2 separate regions of the Homo sapiens genome follow, and region 1 is linked to region 2. A link is an interaction called in ENCODE POLR2A ChIA-PET data of the cell type or tissue named here. Cell type or tissue: HepG2. All regions are shown on one strand.

The links. Peaks named below come from ENCODE experiments on the same cell type or tissue, not always from the same donor. Only the 100,000 strongest peaks of a DNase experiment are listed, where the experiment ranks them.
Region 1: POLR2A ChIA-PET joins it to region 2 with 12 read pairs; 11 of 35 experiments call an interaction of 5 or more read pairs at or near these places.

Annotation. Positions count from the first base shown.
Region 1 is chr1:26,957,354-26,965,353 of GRCh38, forward strand. KDF1 (keratinocyte differentiation factor 1) reads right to left here and starts at 3,115. Exons shown (of 4, transcript NM_152365.3): 1 at 2,997-3,115. RefSeq lists an enhancer at 2,553-3,235 and a silencer at 4,105-4,399. In HepG2, a CTCF peak has its summit at 3,108; a DNase peak (open chromatin) is centred at 4,698; H3K4me3 peaks cover 2,409 bases.
Region 2 is chr1:26,896,765-26,904,764 of GRCh38, forward strand. GPATCH3 (G-patch domain containing 3) reads right to left here and starts at 3,703. Exons shown (of 7, transcript NM_022078.3): 1 at 3,228-3,703; 2 at 537-961. The coding sequence starts at 3,678. It also overlaps a transcript of NUDC not described here. RefSeq lists an enhancer at 3,648-3,767. In HepG2, no CTCF peak of the experiment used is centred here; DNase peaks (open chromatin) are centred at 3,357, 3,717 and 7,667; H3K4me3 peaks cover 2,312 bases.

The sequences.
Region 1 (8,000 bases), 61 kb after region 2:
GGCCTTCTGCTGGGCTGTCAGCTGGGTCAGCCTTGTACTGATTGTTTGAGGATAAGTCTATGTCCCCAAGGACCATGACCCTGAAGTGCAGGGACTGTGTGTAATTCTTTTCTGCCTCAGGGTCTGGAACAGGGTTTGGTACACTAGGTGCCTCAGGGGACTGACAGATTTCAGGTTGCCTCAGGGTAGAACCAGCGCCACTGGGTACAAAGAAAAAAAGACTTAGGCTCTACGTTGACCAGAGTATGGATGGGGGATAGGAGGTGAGGGAGAGAGTGAAATCCCATCTGCAACGGTATCCCAAATAAAATTCTAACAGGTGATTTTAAATTCCCTTGCAATCTGAGCTAAGTGGTTAAAAATCTTTGCTTTAGTTTGAGAAATGTGGGGTATGGATTCACACATTCACGCAATTAACAGATATTTACTGAGGGCCCACTGTGTGCCACATGCTGGATTTATTATTATTATTATTATTATTTGAGACAGTCTTACTCTGTCACCAACGCTGGAGTGCATGGCACGATCTTGGCTCACTGCAACCTCTGCCTCCCAGGTGGAGGCAATTCTCATGCCTCAGCCTCCTGAGTAGCTGGAATTACAGGTGCATGCCACCACACCCAGCTAATTTTTTTGTATTTTTAATAGAGATGGGGTTTCACCATGTTGGCCAGGCTGGTCTCGAACTCCTGACCTCAAGTATCCACCTGCCTCAGCCTCCCAAAGTGCTGACATTACAGGCATAAGCCACCGCGCCCAGCCAGCTGTTCTAAATTCTTTTTTTTTTTTTTTTTTTTGAGATGGAGTCTCACTCTGTTGCCCAGTCTGGAGTGGAGTGCAGTGGCGTGGTCTTGGCTCACTGCAACCTCTGCCTCCCGGGTGCAAGCGATTCTCCTGCCTCAGCCTCCTGAGTGGCTGGGACTACAGGCGCGTGCCACGCCTGGCTAATTTTTTGTATTTTTAGTAGAGATGGGGTTTCACCATGTTAGTCAGGATGGTCTGATCTCCTGACCTCGTGATCCACCCACCTCGGCCTCTCAAAGTACTGGGATTACAGGCGTGAGCCACCGCGCCCGGCCTAGCTGTTCTAAATTCTATGGATAAAGTGATAAAACAGACAAAATCCCTCAACCTCAGGAGTTTACAATCCAGTGAGAGTTGATTATTGATGGCTTACACTGTTCTAAGTACTTCAGACATAATAACCAATTAATTTTCACAACCCTCTTTGTAATATTATTACCTGTATTATTATACTAAAGCACAGACAGGTTAAATAAGTTGTCCAAAGCCATACATCTATCTGTACACAATTGGCCTGGCCCCAGACTCTTATCCACTACCCCATCCCATCTATTACTTGGGAGAAAAGAGGCAGTCAAAGCTGCCAGCTCCATGGACCAGCGTGTGCCCAGAGAGAGCCCATGTTGGGAGCCCTGTCTTCCAGGCTCAAGCCTTCAGGAGAGTGGACAGATCTACAGTTAACCATGCTGAGCTCGGAAGTACGTGGGGCTCCTGAGGATGGACTGGCTATTGTCTTCTCCCCAACCTCCAAAGCTTTAGGACTCTCTATTATTGATTAAATTAATACAACGAGGTGCCCAGCGTTGTGCTAAATGCTGAGAAAACAGCAGTGAATGGGCCAGAGGACTTTCACCTTATTTGACTCTCACAATTGCTCTGAAAATAAGTAGTATATCTCCATTTCACAGATCAGGAATCTGAAGCTCAGAAAGGTGAAGTGACTGGCCCAGAGACACCTAGCAAGAGAGGGCTGGAGTAAGATTTGCACTGTGGCCCGCCAGGCTCTGAAGCCTGCGTACTTTGTGTGTGCCACACATCTCCAGCGGTGGTGGGATGAGAAGAGAAGACCTGGGATAAGGACAATGCCTGCCTCAGTTCCCCACTTCCCTCCAGCCATTGAACCCTCCTGAAGTCAAACTCAGGCAGTTTCTTCCAGGCTGTATCTCCCCGACCCTGCTGCCACCGCCCCGCCACCACCCCGCCCAATCCTAGGAACCTGGTCACTTGGTTTAGTGAGGGGAGACTCCCTGTCCCTATTGTGGCTTGAGGCAAGATTCTTAACCTCACTTTCCTCATCTTTAAATAAGGAGAGACTAGTATCTTCATGCCCCGCCAATCCCGTGAGATTTAAATGAAATATTGAGTGCAGGGGGCTTCCCGCAGTGGCCTTGCCCATGGGAGGGGCTAGGTCACTAGGCGATCTAAGGCACCGCAAGGATGTTCCCGGGGGTCAGAGGGTCCCGGCCCGCCCTCCCTGGATTTCTCGTTGATGCTTTCCTCTTCCCCCTTAGTCCCGCGAACACACACACACACTCAAGGGTCTATGTACCGTCCCCTCCTCCGAGGGTCCCCAGGACAGGCCCGGCCGCACCAGCCTCTGCCCCCAGCCCAGTGCCAAGCCTCGGACACCCGGCCGGGGAGGACCACCCCAGTCCTGCTCGAGAAACAGCCGTCGGCTCAGTGCACCCTCGGCCTCCTGCCCCAAAGGTGCAGCCCGAGAGTCCCATATCCGCGGGCAGCTAGTCCTGGGGACAAGGAAGAACCAGATCCTGGCACTGTCCCCCGGGCTACCACAGCCCCTACACCAACTCTGCCCTCGGGGCGAGCACTACCCTCTCCAGCTGCAAGGGCCCTACCCCGCGGGCGGACCCAGCCTCCCTCCCGTCCCGACGCTGTTCCTCGGGGTGAGCACCAGCGTTTGTCCCATCCCGACGCTGCCCCCCGGTGAGTGCGGCCCCCGCACCCAGCCAGTGCAGCCCTAAGGGCGAACGCGGCCCCTCACCCCATTCTGCGCGCCCAGCCCGGGCGCCCGCTCAGGCCGCTCCCCAGCCCGGCCCGCGCACCCCGGAAGTAGGAGGGTGGCCCCCGAGGAACCGGGCCCGGGACCCTCTCCTGTCCGGGCTCAGCTTCGGGGGGCTCCCGACACCGGCGCCGCCCTGGCTTGCGCCCCCCTGGGCCCGCGCCGGGCTTACCTGTCCCGCCAGGTGAGCCGCCTCCGGCTCAGCCCCTCCCCCGCCCCCTCGCCGCTCACCTGGGGCGCAGGTGAGCGTCTCGCGGGAGCGCTGCACGGGCCGCCGCTAGGGACACACTTCCTGCCTCCGCGAAGCGCTACCGCGCACCTGGACCGAGGCCCCGCCCCGGGGCTCTGCAGAGCTGCGCGTCCCCGCTCGAGTGCTCGGCCCGTTCAGCCTAGTCCGGGTAGGTGAGGTGTGGCGGGGAGGGGTCGAGAGGCGCTGGGGCTCAGTCTCCTCTTCTGTTCAACAGGCTGGTGGTCCTGTCAGTCTCTGAGCACCTGTGGAACTTCTGCCCGGCCGTAAAGCTCCAACTCAAAGGGAAGCTCTCTTCTGGGAAGCTTTCCCTGATCCTGTCTGTTTTTCTGTTGGTTAGAACAGTCCCTGTACTCAGCACACTGTCGTTTTGTTGTCTTCTGTCTCCTCCTTTAGCCTCCTACCTTGCAGGGTTTGGTCTTGTTCCCCTGTGTTCCTGGTGCTCAGCACAGGTCCTGGCACATACTAGGTGTTCAACAAATATTTTCCACTGAATGAGGCCCTGGGCCCCAATTTCTCCCTTTGCCCTGAGGCAGAACTGGGAGCCTGGGCCGCTGATCAGTTTACCTTTTCTTTTGTTCAGAGAAATCTGCAGGTAAAGACAGGAACCTCAGCTCTGAGGCCCCGAGTAGGGTAGAGGAGGGGGACCGGATATGCAGCTCTGAAAGATACATCCAGGATCAGAAGTGGTGGCCAAAATGGGCCATGGTCACTACATCCAAAAAAGGTCTCTGCAAGAGGCAACACCATTGAATGTCAATAAGGCAAGGCTCAGACTATTCTGGGTTACTGTTCCCCTTAATATTAATAACAACTCAATAACTTAACAATAGCATTAATAAACAAGTGACTTGGCCGGGCGCAGTGGCTCATGCCTGTAATCCCAGCACTTTGGGAGGCCGAGGCGGGAGGATCGCGAGGTGGGAGTTTGAGACCAGCCTGGCCAACATAGTGAAACCCAGTCTCTACTAAAAATACAAAAAATTAGCCTAGCATGGTAGCAAGTGCCTGTAATCCCAGCTACTCGGGAGGCTGAGGCAGGAGAATGGCTTGAACCCAGCAGGCAGAGGTTGCAGTGAGCCGAGATCGCGCCATTGCACTCCAGCCTGGGCGACAGAGCGAGACTCTGTCTCAAATAAACAAAACAAACAAACAAACAAGTGACTTTTAGGGAGCATCTCCAGGAGCCATGCATGCCGAAGCCGTTAATCTGTGAAGTGGGTCAGGTATTATCATATCCATTTTACAGTAAGAGGAAACTGAAGCTTAGAGAGGGGACATTGTTTGCTCAGGCAGTTGGCACAAACTGACTTTTGGCAAGGCACTTTCCTTCTCTAAACCTAATCTCTGGAGATAGTAGTACCTCTCTTTAACTGGGAGGATTAAAAGAGATCATGGATGCAACAGGAAGATATCACTGGGATGCATTAGGCATAGGTGTTCAATTTCCACCAGAGACCCTCCATCCCAGCGCCTCCCACCACATCTTGTCCACATTCCCTCCTGAGGAAAGTGCACATTGTATTCTTATTTGGAGCTCAGAGAATGAGTCACATCCTCACTTCACAGTCACATCTTGTGCAGTTGAACATCTGTGTACTCTAAAACCTAGCAAGTCCATTCCTATGGTACAGCCACAGTAAGCTCTTGTGCAATGCACCAGGAGAGAATGTATACAAGAATGTTACTAGAAACATTGTTTGTGGTAGCCCCAAACCGAAAACACGGAAATGCTACTGACAGGAGATAGAGAAATGTGGGATATTCATGCAAAGGAATTAATTATAGAGCAGTAGAAAATGAATGAAAAATAGCAACATGGTTGGATCATGGTAATATAATATTGGATTGAAAAAAGGCAAATCTCAGAAGACTACATATGGAATGACATCCTTTATATATGATTCAAAAATAACTAGAACTACTGCATCTAAGCATAATATTTGGTTGAACCATATGAATTTGCTGTTATTTGACCTGTTTTGATCTAAAAGTAATGGCAGATTCATGTGCTTCAGCCTAATTTTTACGTGAAAAAAAACTAAGAAAAGAGCAAGGCGTTGGGTGCAATAGCCTGGGCCTGTAATCCCAGCTACTTGGGAGGCTGAGGCAAGAGAATCTCTTGAGCCAAGGAGTTCAAGACCAGCCTGGGCAACATAGCAAGACCCTATCTCAAAAAAGAAAAGAAAGAAAAGAGCAAGGGAATGAGAAACACAAAGTTCAGAATAATGAATACCTGGGGGGCTAGGCATGGTGGCTCATGCCTATAATCCCAGCACTTTGGGAAGCCAAGGATTTGGGAGGTTTGGTTGAGCCCAGGACTTCAAGACCAGCCTGGGCAACATAGAAGGACCTGTCTCTATGGAAGGAAAAAAAAAAAAAAAAAAAGGCTGGTCATGCATCTGTGGTCCCAGCTACTTGGGAGGCTGTGGCAGGAGGATTGCTTGAGCCCAGGAGGTCAAGGCTGCAGTGAACCATATTAACACCACTGCCCTGCCCTCCAGCCTGGAACACACCACACACACACACACACACACACACACACACACACACACACACACAAAATTACCTGGGGGAGGATGCAGGGATCCTCCTATTAAATCTACCTGTGGGAGAGAAACCCATAGGTAGATTTAATTTTTAGCAATGTTCTGGTTTTTGTGAATAGTGGATTCAGGGGCTTTCATTTTATAATGAATGAATGAAAAAATAGAAGTTTATGCTCTAATGCTAAATAATTAGAGTTAGTGTCACTTGCAAAGTTCTCAAGATACGCAAACACATGAGAGCCTAGGGTCTTATTTATTTTATTTTATTTTATTTTATTTTATTTTTTTGAGATGGAGTCTCGCTTTGTCACCAGGCTGGAGTGCAGTGGCACGATCTCGGCTCGCTGCAACCTCTGCCTCCCGGGTTCAAGCAGTTCTGCCTCAGCCTCCCAAGTAGCTGGGACTGCAGGTGTGCACCACCATGCCCAGCTAATTTTTTTATTTTTAGTAGAGACAGGGTTTCACCATGTTGGCCAGGATGGTCTCAATCTCTTGACCTCAATGATCCGCCTGCGTCGACCTCCCAAAGTGCTGGGATTACAGGCGTGAGCCACTGCGCCTGGCCTAGGTTCTTATTTAGTTTTTGTTGTTGTTGTTGTTGTTGCTGTTGTTTGAGACAGGGTCTCACTTTGTCACCCAGTCTGAAGTGCAGAGATGTGATCTTGGCTCACAGTAGCCTCCGCCTCCTGGGTTCAAGGAATCCTCCCACCTCAGCCTCCCGAGTAGCTGGGAGTATTAAGTATTATTTAGTTTTCTCCCCATTTATTTATTCATTCTTTTTTTAAAAAGAAAAAATTAAGGTATAATTTACCTATAGTAAAATTCACCCTTTTTAGTGTACAGTTTTGTGAGTTTTGAAAAATGCATACAATGGCACAACTGCCACAGCAATCAAGATATAGATCAGTTCCATCACCTCCCAGAAATTCCCCTGAACCCCTCTGTGGTCAGTTCCTCCCCTTGACTCCAGCCCTTAACAACCACTGATCTTTCTTCTGTTTCCATAGTTTTGCTTTTTCCAGAACTTTAGCTGTAGAAGTGCAGAATTGCTCTACAAAATTCTAATTCTGTGGTACCTAAAATGCTGTAGATTAATAAGAATATGATGACTGAAGCAGCTCAGAGCTACTTTCCTTGCCTAGAAAGAATAAAGGAAGAAAGGAAGGAAGGAAGGAAGGAAGGAAATAAATAAATAAATATGATCTCTGAACCTCTGGCTACGCTTTCTGGTGAGTGTTTTGTGAAGAGTTTTGCAATAGGCACAAGGTAGCTGTTATTCTAATTATAGCCACACTGAAACCTCCCCTTTCTCTGCTCGTCTCCCTCCCTCACTCAAAGATACTGGGCCCTGTTCCGAAGGGTCCTTCCCATTGCCACGGTGCGTATTCAAAAAGTCTGTCAAAAATCAATGACACTTGGGCCAGGCACAGTGGCTCATGCCTGTAATCCTAGCACTTTGGGAGGCCGAGGCAGGTGGATCACTTGAGATCAGAAGTTCGAAACCAGCCTGGCCAACATGGTGAAACCCCGTCTCTACTGAAAATACAAAATTAGCCAGGCGTGGTAGTGGGCGCCTGTAATCCTAGCACTTTGGGAGGCCGAGGCTGGCAGATCACCTAAGATCGGGAGTCTGAGACCAGCCTGGCCAACATGGTGAAACCCTGTCTCTACTAAAAATACAAAAATTAGACAGGCATGGTGGCAGAAGCCTGTAATTGCAGCTACTCAGGAGGCTGAGGCAGGAGAATCGCTTGAACCTGGGAGGCGGAGGTTGCAATGAGCCAAGAACACTCCATTGCACTCCAGCCTAGGTGACAAGAGCAAAACTCTGTCTCAAAAAAAAAACCCAAAAAAAATCAATGACACTCTAGATACATACACAAAATAATCAGAACAGGGCTTCAAACAGATACTTGTATGCCAGTGTTCATTGCAGCATTATTCACAATAGCCAAAAGGTAGAAACAACCCAACAGATGAATGGATGAACAAAATGTGATATATACGTACAAGGGAATATTATTCAGTCATAAAAACAATGAAGTTCTGACACATGCAACAATAGGTATGAACCTTGAAGACATTATGCTAAGTGAAATAAGCCAGACACAAAGGACAAATATTGTATGATTCTCACTTACATGAAATATCTAGAATAGTCAAATTAATAGAGACAGAAAGGTTAGCCGTTATCAGGGGCTGGAGGGAGAGGGGAATGGGTAGTTACTGCTTAATGGGTACAGAGTCTCTGTTTGGAGTGATAAAAAAAAGTTTTGGAAATAGATAGTTGTGATGGTTGCACAACACTGTGAATGTAATTAATGCCACTGAATTTATATTTTAAAATAGTTTAAATGGCAGATTTTATGTAGAAGTATTT
Region 2 (8,000 bases):
ATAATCCCAGCACTTTGGGAGACTGAGGCAGGCGGGTCACGAGGTCAGGAGATTGAGACCATCCTGGCTAACACAGTGAAACCCCGTCTCTACTAAAAATACAAAAAATTAGCCGGGTATGGTGGTGGCCGCCTGTAGTCCCAGCTACTTGGGAGGCTGAGGCAGGAGAATGGCGTGAACCCAGGAGGCAGAGCTTGCAGTGAGCCGAGATCGTGCCACTGCACTCCAGCCTGGACAACAGAGCAAGACTCCGTCTCAAAAAAAAAAAAAAAGGAACCATCCTTATATATCCCTTCCAAGGGAATGAAAAATAAGACCCACTTACGAATCTTCTGGTAAAAGCTCTGGACCATCTCCCTACAGAAATACAGAAACACACATGCAAATATAGTTTTACATTCCTTCTTGGACTCCTTGGAACCCTCCTGAGGACCCCAGGTTAAGAACCCTTGTAATAGACAATTGAAGAGTGGTATTATTAATGCCTTCGGCCTCTTTCAGCTGCCAGCAAGGACAGGGTAGCACACTGTACTCACCTCATCTGAGTGAGACTCTTCTTCCTCTTCCTTCCCCACTTCTTCCTCAGGCTCTCCACAGGGGCTGGCTGGTATATCTGCCAGGTAGGTTCCTTGGGGTATTTCTTCACCCTCTGCTGTATACACAAGCTCTTCCTGCTCCACAGTCTCTGAGTCCTCATACTCAAAAGGCACATTGCCGTAGCGCCGGGAGGAACCTGTCTTGGGGAACTGGAGCTGCAGCTGGGTGATGATCCGAGGGGGTAGGCGGCAGGCCCGGATCAACTCCAAAAAGACCCGCAGGGGAGTCCCCACATTCCCTCTGGGCATCAGCACTGGTGGGTTCAGCTCCGGCAGTTGCTTCAGGTCAGCCAGGGTGAAGGCTTCATTCTCTGCCTTCCAACTCTGCAGTTCCTTCCGGGTCTTGAAGGGAAAGGAGCCCAGACCTTGGAAAGGAGGGAGAATAGATCTTGAAACCCAGAAGCCTCCAGCAACACTTGAGCCAGAAATTGGCCAATGTTTAAATCTGTTAGCCTTTCCCTAGTAAACATCTAGTAAATCCCTAGTAAAAATCTAGGCCGACACAGTGGCTCACGCTTGTGATCCCAGCACTTTGGGAGGCTGAGGCAGGAGGATTGCTTGAGCTCAGGAGTTCAAGACCAGCCTGGGCAAAATGGTGAGACCCTTATCTCTACAAAATATAAAAAAATTAGCTGGGAGTGGTGGTGCACCCTGTGATCCCAGCTCCTTGGGAGGCTGAAGCAGGAGGATTGCTTGAGCCTGGGAGGTGAGGCTGTAGTGAGCCAAGATTGCACCACTGCACTTCATCTCGGGCGACAGAGTACCCTGTCTCAAAAATAAATAAATAAATAATAAAATAAATCCATTAGCCTCATGCTGTTCCTCCCTCTCAAACTTCTCCAGGTCTTTTCATCTCTCCCCAAGCGGAACTACAGAACTACCTAGTAGTTTCATGTCACTTCTCATCACCTTGGCTGGGCATACAAGTTTCTTCCAGCTCTGGCTCCTGATGAACTTTTTTTTTCTTTTTTTTGAGACAGATTCTCACTCTGTCACCCAGACTGGCGTATGCAGTGGTGCAATCTCAGCTCACCGCAACCTCCGCCTCCCGGGTTCAAGTGATTCTCATACTTCAGCTTCCCAAGTAGCTGGGATTACAGGCATGTGCCACCATGCCTGGCTGATTTTTGTATTTCTAGTACAGACAGGGTTACGCCATGTTGTCCAGGCTGGTCCTGGCCTCAAGTGATATCTACCCACCTGATGACCTTTTGATTCTCGGCTGTCACCAACTCCCACCTCCTGCATGTCTTCATACGATGTGTTCCAGCCACACCAAACAATTTTTCTCCTAATTTCTTTTTTTTCTTCTTTTTTTTTTTTTGAGATGGGGTCTCGTTCTGTCACCCAGGCTGGAGTACAGTGGCGCGATCTTGACTCATTGCAACCTCCACCTCCTGGGCTCAAGTGATCCCCCCACCTCAACCTCACAAGTAGCTGGGACTACAGGCATGCGCCACCACAACCGGCTAATTTGTATTTTTGGTAGAGACAGGGTTTCACCATGTTGCCCAGGCTGGTATGGAACTCCTGAGCTCAAGAGATCCACCCACCTGTGCCTCCCAAAGTGCTGGGATTACAGGCACGAGCCATTGCAACCCAGCCCACAATGAACAATTTAACATGCCCTGAAAGTTTTTCACGGGCTTTCAAAGCTGTGTCTTTGCAAACGCCATTTACCCTGAAACCCAGAAACACCATTCTCTCCTATTAACTCCTATTTATTTTTCAAGACCCAGATGGAAAGCCACATTTCATGATCCATCTAGGAAGTTAGTTTCTCCCTTCTCTGTCATCTCACAGCACTTGGTGATAAACAGTATAGGCTCTGGAACAGATGCCTAGGTTTGTTGTAGCTCTGACACTAACTAACTCTGTAACCTCAGGCAAGTCACATAACTTCGGCTTCCCTCAGTTTCTTCACCTATGAAATGGGAGAAACAACAGCTCCTATCTCATAGGACTGTTGAGAGGGGTAAGAAAACAAAAGGCTTAGAACAGCGCCTACTAAATACAGAGTGCTCAGTGAATGCTAACAATTAGAATGACATCTCTGTGGCAATAACCTTTTTCCAAATGTCTTCCTTTGTGGATTCTGAGCACACACTATGTCCAACTGTTCTCTGCATACCCAGCTAGTCACACTAGGTCTAGCAATGTAAGCATTTGTTGAATGTGTGAACTGGAGGGCTCTGCACTGTCCTGTTTCCCCATCAAACTGATTTCCCATGAAAGTGGGAGCTGTCCAGAGAAAAGATTGTCTCTTCATTTGTATCTTACTGAAAGGACTGGGTAGGAAGCACAGAGAGAGCAGGAGAGAAAGACAGTAAAAGGGTTAGAGACTGGATTTCCTTTTTTCTTTCTGTGTTAGTGCAAAATCAACCCCTTGGATAGAGAAAGGGTCTCAAAAGGGACCTAACAAAATGAAGGCTCTTCCGAATAAGCCTCTCCGGTTTATTTTTCTCCATGTATTGGACTAACTCCCTGCAAGTTGAGCCTGAAGCTCTGTCTAGAATATGAACTAAACTCATAGAGTCCTAACCAGAGGCCTGACTTATCCTCACCACTCCTCTGAAAAGGTGCCTCTGTTCCAGGCCCGTAGGCCCAGTCTATTAACTTTCTCACTCTTACCTGATGCCTCCGTAGGTAGCCGAAGTCTGCGGATGAGACAGCGACCCGGTAGCCAAGTCCCGTGAGAATCCAGCCACCGGCGGCCCGAGTACATGCGAATAAGCCTCTGAGCTTGAGCCAACCCCCTTACCGAGATGACGCAGCAGCAGGTGCGGGTCTGGATTGGAGTAGAGTCTCGAGTGGAGAGAGGCCGGACATCGGTGGCCGAAGTCTGAGAGAGAAGCTGGCCCTCAGCGGCTGGGTCGGTAGGAATTAGGGCAGAGTTAGGAGCGGCCTGCGGAGGGGCCCGCTCAGGCCGATGCCGGTAGTGGAAACAGAGGAAGCCACCGCCGCGCTCTTCTCGGAACTGGCTAAAATAGCTCCGTAAATGGGCCGAGCGCAACACGGAGGGGATACCGCTCACTACCAGGTAAACTGTCGCCTCCTCCTCCGCCTCGCCGGGCACCGCCATCTTGGATTGTCACATGATCAGCTAGAACCAAGTCTCGCGAGAACACCGCGAGCAACGTTCCAGCCCCTGCGTTGCGAGATTGTGAAAATTCTAACTAGTCCTTTGGGATTGGGGTTGTGGAACCTGGAGCTGGAAGATCCGAAGTCTTCTGTGTTCCTTTCCCACAGAGGGAAGCCGGCGATGATGGAAAAACTCACCTGGAAAATGGGGTCATAGAGTTCTTTCATAAAGCTCTCATGAGGACCAAATAAGAAGCCTGCGGGAGGGGTCATTTTTGAGGTATTTAGTTGTGGATATTGCACACCTAATCTCAACCTTCCTCAGTTCTGAACCTTTAGTCGTTCTTCCATTTATTTTTCCAAAATGTGTTGATGAACTCCCACAAATCGGTAAGAAAAAGATAACCCGGTAGAAAAATGGGCCGAAGATACTTCGCAAAAGAGGAAACACGCAGGTCCAATTTACAATGAAAGTGCTATGAGTTACTAGAGGCTTACGTTAAAGAAAAGATGCACAACTCAATAATAAAAGAAATGCAGCGAGACCCACTTTGCATCCACTATGTTGGCAAACTTTAAAACCTTAGAGTCGATGACAACATGGTGGAACTGAAGCTCTCATACACTGTTGGTGGAAATGTAAGTTGATACAACCACTTTGGGAAACAATTGGCGTTATCTAGTAAAAGCAAAGCTACACATCATTTGACTCAGCACTTGTAGGTAATATTTTATTTATTTTTGAGTTGGGGTCTCGCTCTGTCGCCCAGGCTGGAGTGCTGGGACCACAGATGCAACCCACTATGCCTGGCTAATTTTTTAAACTATTTGTAGAGATGGGGTCTCACTGCATTGCCCAGGCTGGTATTGAACTCCAGGGCTCAAGTGATCCACTGGCCTCAGCCTCCCAAAGTGTTAGGATTACAGGTGTGAGCCACGGTCCCCGCCTTTTTGTCTTTTTTTTTTTTTTTTTTTTTTTTTGAGATGGAGCCTCGCTCTGTCATCCAGGCTGGAGTGCAATGGTGCGATCTCGGCTCACTGCAACCTCCGCCTCCCGGGTTCAAGCAATTCTCCTGTCTCAGCCTCCCGAGTAGCTGGGACTACAGGTGCGTGCCACCACGCCCGGCTAATTTTTGTATTTTTAGTAGAGACGGGGTTTCACCATATTGGTCAGGCTGGTCTCGAACTCCTGACCTCAGGTGATCCACCCGCCTTGGCCTCCCAAAGTGCTGAGATTACAGATGTAAGCCACCGCACCCGGCCCTCTTTGTACGTTTTTTAATTGGGTTATTTGATTACTATTGATTCATTGATTCATAATTCAGACAAAGTCTACACATTATACTGGGTGATAGGAGGAACCTGTAGATTGAGAGACCTCAAACAAAAGCAAAAAATAAAGGGCCAAGCTCAGTGGTTCACGCCTGTAATCCCAGCACTTTGGCAAGCTGGTGTAGGAGGATCCCTTGAGCTTAGAAGTTTGAGACCAGCCTGGCCAAGTTGGCAAGACCCTTGTCTAAACAATAAAAAAAATGACTGCACATGTTTATCAGAAGACTTATTGATAATGTTGACTTTTACCCAAGCCCTGTGATCCTGGAAAACTAAGGCTTAAGAAATGCCTTCCCACTGTTTTGTGTTCTGGAACACAGCATATTGCAAAAAAACATCCTTCCCCAAGTGAGTTAGGTAAGACTGGTGTATGCCCCTCTGGTTCACCAATGACAAAGCCAGACACAGACTCCATATTCCAAATCTCCTCATGAAAGCTTTGAGGAACTTCTTGTCCCCACTGATCAGTTGGAACAAACTTTGGTTAAAACTTCTCTCCTTCCCCCAGCTTCCCGAACTTTGGCTTACCCTCAGCTTGAGCCAGCGCACATCTCCTCCTTAACAGCCTCTCCTGAGAATAGGCTGGCTTCAAGGTAAAGCATTATCTGATCTACTGTCCCATCATGCCACTCCTGATCATCCCACTTCCTCCCACCCAGTTCTGCCCTGTTTACTCCTCTGTATGAGAGAAGAACCCTTTTTGCCTAACCCTTGAGTCACTTGCAGATATTATGGTCAGAGGGTCCTCCCTGCTGCAATATTCTTCCTCCTTCTATTGCAATAGTTCCTTTCTTCCCTTGCAATAATCCTTTCAAATAAAATCTCTCCTGGCAGGGTGTGGTAACTCACACCTGTAATCTTAGCACGTCGGGAGGTTGAGGTCGGAGGATCACTTGAGCCCAAGAGAGCAAGGCTGCAGTGAGCCATGATTGTGCCATGCATTCGGTGGGCAGCAGAATGAGAATCTGTCTCAAAAAAAAAAAAAATTATAATGGCTGGGCGCAGTGGCTAATGCCTGTAATCCCAGCACTTTGGGAGGCTGAGGTGGGCGGATCACTTGAGGTCCAGAGTTCGAGACCAGCCTGGCCAACATGGTGAAACCCCGTCTCTACTAAAAATACAAAAATTAGCCACTCATGGTGGTATGCGCCTGTAATCTCAGCTCCTCAGGGAAGCTGAGGCACGAGAATCGCTTGAACCCAGGAGGCGGAGGTTGCAGTGAGCTGAGATCACACCACTGCACACTCCATCCTGGGCAACAGAGCGAGACTCTGTCTCAAAAAAAAAAAAATTATAATAAAATCTCTCCTTACCAAGCCTGGATTTGTTTTTTATTTCACAGTATATATAAATATTCATAGCTACAGTCTTTTTAAGTGCAAAAAGCTGGCTTTTTGTACTAATAATCTCAGTTAAAGCCAGTCAGAAAACACAGAATTGTTTTATTTATGCAAAGTTCCAAAAATGCAAACTAAAAAATATTCTTAGGGCTACATAAATAAATAAGCTTTAAAATCAGGAAGAAAAGCAAATAAATGATTAACATAAAATCCAGGGTAGTTGTTACCTTTGGAGGGAAATGATAGATTTAGAAAGGGACTTCAAAGTTAATGGTAATAATGACCTATGAAACAATAGAGTTCATTCTGTTATTCTTTATACTTTACACATATTTATTAATATTATTTTGTTTTACTCAATGTTTAAAATGTAAAAATATTAAAAGTGAAAATAACTCATTTCAGAAAGCAATAGTTACCTTGTGATAGCAAATATACAGCTATATGATGAATTTTAAAAATTGGAAAACATGGCCAGGCATGGTGGCTCATGCTTCTAATCCCATCGCTTTGAGAGGCCGAGGCAGAAGGATTGCTTGAGGCCAGGAGTTGGAGACCAGCCTGGGCAACATAGTGAGACCCTGTCTCTACAAAAAATAATAAAAATAAAAAATAAGCCGGGCGCGGTGGCTCACACCTGTAATTCCAGCACTTTGGGAGGCCGAGGTGGGCGGATCACAAGGTCAGGAGATTGAGACCATCCTGGCTAACACGGTGAAACCCCATCTCTACTAAAAATACAAAAAAATTAGCTGGGCGTGGTGGCGGGCACCTGTAGTCCCAGCTACTCGGGAGGCTGAGGCAGGAGAATGGTGTGAACCCGGGAGGCGGAGCTTGCAGTGAGCCGAGATCGCGCCACTGCACTCCAGCCTGGGTGACAGAGCAAGACTCCGTCTCAAAATAAATAAATAAATAAATAAATTAAATAAATAAATAATAAATAAATAAATAAAAATACAAAAATAAAAATAAAAAAGTCTAATGAGTGAGAAATTGTAGATAGGACCATTATATCTAGGTTTAAACCCACATCATATCTGGATTTTATTTATTTTTTATTTTATTACATACTTTTTTTTTTTTTTTGTCACCCAGGCTGGAGTGCATGCAGTGATGCAATCTTGGCTCACTGCAACCTCTGCCTGCCGGGTTCAGGCCATTCTCCTGCCTCAGCCTCCTATCCTAAGTAACTGGGACTACAGGCAAGCACCACACCCAGCTAATTTTTGTATTTTTAGTAGAGACGGGGTTTCATCATGTTGACCAGGCTGATCTTGAACTCCTGGCCTCAAGTGATCCACCCAACTCATTATTACACACATATTTTTTAGCGATAGTGTCTCAGTCTGTCGCCTAGGCTAGAGTCCATTGGCGCAATCATAGCTCACTGCAGCCTTGAACTGCTGGCCTCAAGCCATCCCCCTGCCTCAGCCTCCCCAGTAGCTGGGATAACAGACTTGAAACACTGCACCTGGCTCACCCCTGACTTTTAAAGACACAAGTATAGTGTTTAAGAGCATGGGCCCTGAAGACAGATCATCTAAGCTCAAATCCTGATTCTGTCACTTATTAACTGTGTAACCTCGAGCACTTTACTTAATCTCTCTGTACCTCTACAGGAGAGTGAGAGATCACCTCCAACCCCCCTTAG